Linked DNA regions of Homo sapiens: region 2 is linked to region 1. A link is a contact called in ENCODE Hi-C or POLR2A ChIA-PET data. All regions are on one chromosome and are shown on one strand. Each heading gives the region's core, a stretch centred on a gene start or an enhancer-like site at or near the end of the contact. The rest is flanking DNA. Distances are from core to core; before and after follow the strand shown.

Region 1 (3,519 bases), core at 613-3,112:
GGCTCGAGTGTACTCAAGGTGCTGACTCCTGGACGTTCCTGCCAAGGGGGTCCTGGAGATGGCTCGAGTGGCCAAGAGCTCAGGGCCAGCTGTCTACTCAAGGCACAGGCCCCAGAAGGTTGCCTGGGACAGTTTCCCGCAGACCTGGCCATTGCCATCTTAGTGACTGGGCAAGGACTTCGGAGATGTTTTTATTCAAATATTAGGTTGTCCAAGTAAAACAAATCTGCATTTCTTTTCTCTGAGGGATCCAGTGAGGTGGTTTCACTTTGACTTTTATTAAGCGATCTGTAAACATGAGTTTGGCTGATTTAGCTGACCTGCAGGAAAACGTTCCTCACCACTTCCAACCCTCCCACTCCATCCCAGCAATATGCTACAAAACGCTCAAAAACAGGTCCACTTAAACCTCACAAAATCAGATCAGTGTCGGGGCCTGGAGGGGAGTAGGGACAATGTGTGTGAAAGTGAAAAGCCATAGTTGGAAACTCTTCTCAAAGGACTATAATTTTAGTATTTTCAAGGGCAGACTACGATCCATAAGGACTAATGTGAGAATGTCCTGACCGGGTGCAGTGGCTCATGCTTGTAACTCCAGTGATTTGGGAGGCCAAGGTGGGAAGATGGCTTGAGCCAGGAGTTCAAAACCAGCCTGGGCAACATAGCGAGACTCCATCTCTACAAGAAAAAATTAAATAAAAATTTTAAATATTAGCTGGGCATGGTGGTGCGCGCCTGTAGTCCCAGCTACTTGGGAGGCTGAGGCAGGAGGATCAATTGAGTCCAGGAATTTGAGGCTGCAGTGAGTGATGACCATACAACTGCATTTTAGCCTGGGTGGCAGAACAAGACCCTCACTCTAAAAAGATTTTTCTTTCTTTTTTTTTTTTTGAAAAAAGAGCATCGTGGATCATCGTGGCAGATGGGAGTCAGGACTAGATTGCAGCTCCGACTCAGATGGATTGAGCAGTGTGTGGAGGCTCACATCATTAAGTTTAGATCCAGAACAAACCAGGAATCCCAAGAGGACCCACCGACCCTCTGAAGGAAGCAGACAGCTGCAGGACCTGGGAGACACCCCAAATACTGTGAGTGCCCCAACAGTGGAAATGGGAAAGGAAGATCCTCCGCCCCCGAGCACACACCCCCACTGGGGAAACTGAAGGTCTAGTTTTCGAGAGAAGTTTCCAACCTTACCTGGAGTTGAGTCAATTTAGAGAGCAGAGCGAAATACAGGGGTAGAGGAAGCAGCGGGAAAGGCCCTGGGAGCTCGCTGGGTCCCCAAGCAGCCCATTCCTACGTGGCAACACAAGGATCTTTTGGCAGGGTGACCGGAGGTGCAGGGCGGGGGAAATGCAACAGGGAGAAGGAATTCTCCAGCCGAACTTTGTAACAATTTGAACCAGGCGAGAAGCCTCCTGGCCAGAACTCAGGGGAGGGTGAGAGCTGGTGTATAGACTCCACAGGCGGGGGAAGAATGAAAGCCCTAATTGCTTTTGCAGCTAGGGGGTGGTGGGTAGCCTGGGGCGAGTTCTCAGCCCTGCTCGCCCACTGCCTGGAAACAGACTCGGTGCTGTTAGTGGGGCCACAGTGGGAGTGAGACCAGCCCTTCAGACTGCATGGGAGTTGGATGAGGCCTGTAACTGCTGGCTCTCTCCTACTTCCCTGACAACCTCCATGACTCAGCAGAGGCAGCCATAATCCTCCTAGATTCACCACTCCATTGACCTGGGAACCTCACCCCCATCCCCCAAAGCAACCACAGCAAGACCCAACCAAGGAGAGTCTGAGCTCAGACATGCCTAGCCCTGCCCCCACCTGATGGGCCTTCCCTATCCACTCTGGTACCTGAAGACAAAGAGCATATACTCTTGGGAGTTCTGGGGCCCTGCCCACCACCTGTTCCTCCCCATACTACCACAGCTGATGCTCTCTGGAAAGCACCACCTCCCATCAGGAGGCCAACCAGCACAAAAATAGAACATTAAACCACCAAAGCTAAGAACCCTCACAGAGCCCTTTTCACCCCCCTGCCACCTCCACCAGAACAGGTGCTGGTATCCACGGCTGAGAGACCCACAGATGGTTCACATCACAGGACACTGTGCAGACAACCCCCACTGCCAGCTTGAAGCCGGGTAGATGTGCTGGGTGGTTAGACCCAGAAGAGAGTTAATAATCACAGCATCTCGCCTCACAGGAAGCCACATCCATAGGAAAAGGCGGAGAGTACTAACTACATCAAAGAAACACCCCATGGGACAAAAGAATCTGAATAACAGCCTTGAGCCCTAGACCTTCCCTCTGATAGAGACTACCCAAATGAGAAGGAACCAGAAAACCAGCTCTGGTAATATGACAAAACAAGGCTCTTTAACACCCCCCCAAAAATCACACTAACTCACCAGCAATGGATCCAAACCAAGAAGAAATCCCTGATTCACCTGAAAAAGAATTCAGGAGGTTAGTTATTCAGCTAATCAGAGAGGGACCAGAGAAAGGCGAAGTCCAATGCAAGGAAATCCAAAAAATGATACAAGAAGTGAAGTCCATAGTCACCAAAACAGCATGGTACTGGTGTAAAGTAGGCACATAGACCAAAGGAACAGAATAGAGAATCCAGAAATAAACCCAAATACTTAACAGCCAACTGATCTTCGACAAAGCAATCAAAAACACAAAGTGGGGAAAGGACACCCTTTTCAACAAATGGTTCTGGGATAATTGACAAACCACATGTAGGAGAATGAAACTGGATCCTCATCTCTCATCTTATACAAAAATCAACTCAAGATGGATTAAAGAATTAAACCTAAGACCAGAAACTATAAGGACTCTAGAAGATAACATTGGAAAAACTCTTCTAGACATTGGCTTGGGCAAGGATTTCATGACCAAGAACCAAAGGGCAAATGCAAAAAAAAACAAAGACAAATAGCTGGGGCCTAATTAAACTAAAGAGCTTTTGCACAGCAAAAGGAACAGTCAGCAGAGTAAACAGACAACCCACAGAGTGGGAGAAAATCTTCACAATCTATACATCTGACAAAGGACTAATATCCAGAATCTACAACGAACTCAAACAAATCAGTAAGAAAAAACAAACAATCCCATCAGAAAGTGGGCTAAGAACATGAATAGACACTTCTGAAAAGAAGATATACAAATGGCCAACAAACATGAAAAAATGGTCAGCATCACTATTTATCAGGGAAATGCAAATCAAAACCACAATGCAATACCACCTTACTCCTGCAAGAATGGCTATAATCAAAAAATTAAAAAAAAAACGGTAGATGTTGGCGTGGATGTGGTGAACAGGGAACACTTCTACACTGCTGGTGGGAATGTAAACTAGTACAGCCACTATGGAAAACACTGTGGAGATTCCTTAAAGAGCTAAAAGTAGAACTACCATTTGATCCAGCAATCCCACTACTGGGTGTCTACCCAGAGGAAAATAAGTCACACGAAAAAGATACTTGCACACGCATGTTTACAGCAGCACAATTCACAAGT
Region 2 (3,519 bases), core at 566-3,065, 410 kb after region 1:
TGGAACAGGAGAGCTGAGTCCTGGCTTATCCCTAATACTGTAAGTAATATGAACCACTATTTGTAACTGCTTTCAGTCTGTTCCCTAATTTGTAAAATGAAAACAATCACACGAGGTTCCCTACATGCCTAGAGGGTAGCTATATAGATCAAATGCCATCTGGCATATGAAAGCCTTTGAATAGGTTAAAATGTCACACTGATATGAGAGGTGACTACCTTCTGAAACTTCCGGGCTTGCAGATTTCCTGACAAAGGCCCAGGCCTCATCCTCTGTGGCAAACTTCTTAAATCTGGCAGCAGGAAACCGGTCCACCTGTGCTCTGCACTCATTCCTGGAAAAGATGTGCAATGTTATTTCCTTCTTCCTTCTCTAACTTATCCCCTTTTTTATTGAGATTCTTAAGGTTGGAAATACAGTTGTCCCTTGGTATCTGAGGGAGACTGATTCCAGGAAGTCCTCCACCCCATCACAGATACCAACATCAGAGGATGCTTAAGTCCTTTGCATAAAATGGTGTATTTGCAAATAACCCACACACATCTTCTTGCATGCTTTAAATCATCTCTAGTTTATAATACCTAATACAATCTATATAGTTGTATTGTCTTTTTATGCGTATTTTAAAACTGTATTCTATTTTAATTTTTTCCAAATATTTTTGATCTATGGTTAGCTGAAACTGAGGATGCAAACTGGATATAGAGGACCAATTTTTGCGTGAAAAGGGCAGAGTCGCACCTTATAGTTTTATCCTGCACGTCAGACTCTACACCTGTGTTCTACTGTATGCCAGCCAGCCAGCACACCAGCACCATAAGGCTTTCGTCAAACTCAAAGCATAACAAAATACTGCGGTCTTTGAAAAAAATATTAACCATTTCTTTACAACAAAAAGGTCAACTTCTGAGATGCTTCTTCCTCAATACTGTAGCTGCCGTGCATGGGGAAACACAGGTAACGAACTTTGGTATCTTGTAGTGGGAAGAGTTCTGGTGGTACAGTCAGAACAGCTGGGCTCAAGTCCTTTCTCTGTCAGTTACATGCCCTGGGAACTTCCTGACCCCAAGAACTATACCTGAAAGTGAGAATAATCCCTCTCACCTCCAAGGGTTGTTACAAGGATCCAACTGCAAATACTGGCTTATTAGAATTTGCCTTTTTTAAAAGGGAAGATTAGGTACTGAGTTCCAATCCCAATTTAGCTGGTACGGAAAGTCTTCTGGTAACGGGGGTTCGTTCTGATTACGTGTCACTTTTTGTTGCACTTTAACTGCAACAAAGATGGAGGATTAAACACAGGGTTTATTAGGCCACCCCTAACCTTTACGCGACGTTTCTGATATTTCAAACAAGTCTTCGGTGCGTTCCAGTCCCAGGCCATGAGCCTCCTGGAACCCCGCCGGCCGAGCAGGAAAACGAGGCGGTCCCCCGACCACCCACAGCCACAGCGCGCGGCACAGACTCGGACCGCCAGGCTCCCGCCGCCGGGGTTAGCCGGGCTCCGGCCTCCCTCGACCCCGATGCCGGCAGGGAGGCGCCTCGGCGGGCGGGCCACTCACCAGGTCAGAAAGACCCCGGTCTTGCGGCCCCTCCTCACGGCATAGAACATCCCGAACCCGCGAGAGCCGCGGCGGCAGGGCAAGGCGGCCAAGGCGACTCTGTGGGCCAGGAACAGAAGCCAGCTCATCGCTCACTCCCGGCACCGGGAAGCATTTCGACTCCCGGCCCAGCGTGGGCGCGAGCCGCCGGCGCTCAACACCGCACTTCCGTCACCGGCGCGGGAAGATGACGCACGTCTGGGCGGAGTCCTGATGAGGGCCGGGGCCTAGGGAGGGGCGGTGTCGTAGGGCGGAGCCCGGAGCTCGGCCCCTGACGAGCCCGAACTCGTCAACTTCCTGTCGGTACTTGAAGAAGCGGAGCCAGGGCTGAGATCCCGAAGGCGGGCGAGGTCTGGGATGGGGCGGGGCCTATGGGAGCGGGGCTGAAGCCCTGGGCCCGGCAGAGGAAGGTCGAGATGGACCATGTTGGGCCCCTTCTCTCCCCGCCCCCAGGCCGCAGTTCGGGGGCCACGCCCCGGCGTGCTCGGGTCACCGCGGGAAGCCCTTGAACCCCCTGGCGCCCGGCACCCACGTGCGGTAACCGCGGCTCCTCGAGAGCTCCAGGGATGCGGATCTACAGTAAGGGCTGTGGCCAGATGAATGAATGCACATTTTTTAGTGGGCAGAAAGATGTTAGAATTCATGAATTAGAATAAGCACAAAGGAGGGCGAGAGGGGAGGCCGTGGAAGCCGCATTCCTCCCCTTGCCTTGGGCGCCCACCCCCGAAGGGGCGCGTCCCCTCCCTGCTCCACTGCACGTGGGTGTTTAACCAGGGGATATCCAGTGCCTCAAGCACCACGACCCGGGAGAAAACTGAGTTGAGAAGGTAACTTTTAGAATTCTCCCCATTTGACCTTTTGCTCTGTAAGCAAATCAAGTAATTTTAAAAGTGTTCATGGGTTGGAGGGGCGTGGTGGCTTACGCCTGTAATCTCAGCACTTTGGGAGGCCAAGGCGGGTGGATCACCAGGTCAGGAGATCGAGACCATCCTGGCCAATATGATGAAACCCTGTCTCTACTAAAAATACAAAAATTAGCCGGGCGTGGTCGCCTGCGCCTGTAATCCCAGCTACTCAGGAGGCTGAAGCAGGAGAGGCGCTCGAACTCGAGAGGTGGAGGTTGCATCTGGGCGACAGAGCGTGATTCCGTCTCAAAAAAAAAAAAAAAGTCTCCATTGGCAAACATTGTTATTCGAATTATTTTTAAACCACTTTTCTTTAATTTTCTTAAGGTCTTCTAACAAGCCTTTTGCACACCTGCCATGTATTTTGTCAGGCCTTGGGGATGAAGGTGAGAAATTCGAGAATCCCCGGAGATAACACATCAGCAAATAGTGCGCAGGCAGAACAAGCTGTTGGAGGTGAGAGACACAGAGCAGAGAAGCACCCGCACCTGGAGAGTCAGGAGGGCCTCACATCAGAACGCCTGAGCAAATACAGTTTTGAAGGATACTAATTTTTTAAAAAGTTCATTCACATGAGTTAGACAAAGAGAAAGAAGCAGGACATTCTAGGAAGAAGGAACGGCCCAGGCAAAAGCGACGCGTACATTGGCGTGGTAAGTTGTGTTCCTCTGTGAAATCGAAGAACATCTTTTTTTTTTTTTTTTTTTTTTTTTAAACAGAGTCTTGCTGTGTCGCCCAGGCTGGAGTGCAGTGGCACGATGCACGATTGGGGCTCACTGCAACCTCCACCTCCCGGGTTCAAGCATTTCTCCTGCCTCAGCCTCCCAAGTAGCTGGGATTACAGGCGCCCGCCATCACGCCTGGCTAATTTTTATGTATTTTTAGTAGAAACAGAGTTTCACCATGTTGGCCCGGCTGGTTGCGAACTCCTGACCTCAAGTGATCCGCCTGCCTCAGCCTCCCAAAGTGCTAGGATTACAGGCATTAGCCACTGTGCCTGGCCAAAGAACATC

The links. A loop is a pair of places that touch in the nucleus more often than their neighbours do. ChIA-PET counts read pairs that join two places held with the same protein, here RNA polymerase II (POLR2A). Pooled maps may share reads with other maps.
Region 2: a map of OCI-LY7 shows a loop between it and region 1 (5-fold over the local background). The contact joins the promoter of RNASEH1-DT here to the enhancer-like site in region 1. A Hi-C loop is called at or near these places in 1 of 168 maps with a recorded cell type or tissue (OCI-LY7), 1 of 37 single-sample maps with no recorded cell type and 3 of 50 pooled maps. POLR2A ChIA-PET finds 5 or more read pairs at or near these places in 1 of 52 experiments (H1).

The regions. Positions count from the first base shown.
Region 1 is chr2:3,149,734-3,153,252 of GRCh38, forward strand. The region is part of intron 2 of LOC107985840 (a long non-coding RNA gene); the gene reads right to left. Among named protein-coding and RNA genes, the nearest start is that of LINC01250, 25 kb to the left of the region's middle. RefSeq lists enhancers at 1,720-1,789, 1,800-2,059, 2,070-2,129. Within about 2 kb of position 1,863, at least 3 of the 41 ENCODE cell types and tissues checked have a DNase peak (open chromatin) inside an H3K27ac peak, as active enhancers do; they include OCI-LY7, where a contact is called at or near this core.
Region 2 is chr2:3,556,571-3,560,089 of GRCh38, forward strand. It overlaps RNASEH1-DT (RNASEH1 divergent transcript), which reads left to right and starts at 1,816. Exons shown (of 3, transcript NR_038429.1): 1 at 1,816-2,428; 2 at 2,878-3,159. RNASEH1 (ribonuclease H1) reads right to left here and starts at 1,763. Exons shown (of 8, transcript NM_002936.6): 1 at 1,563-1,763; 2 at 219-334. The coding sequence starts at 1,690. RefSeq lists silencers at 1,425-1,524, 1,895-2,214 and an enhancer at 1,615-1,864.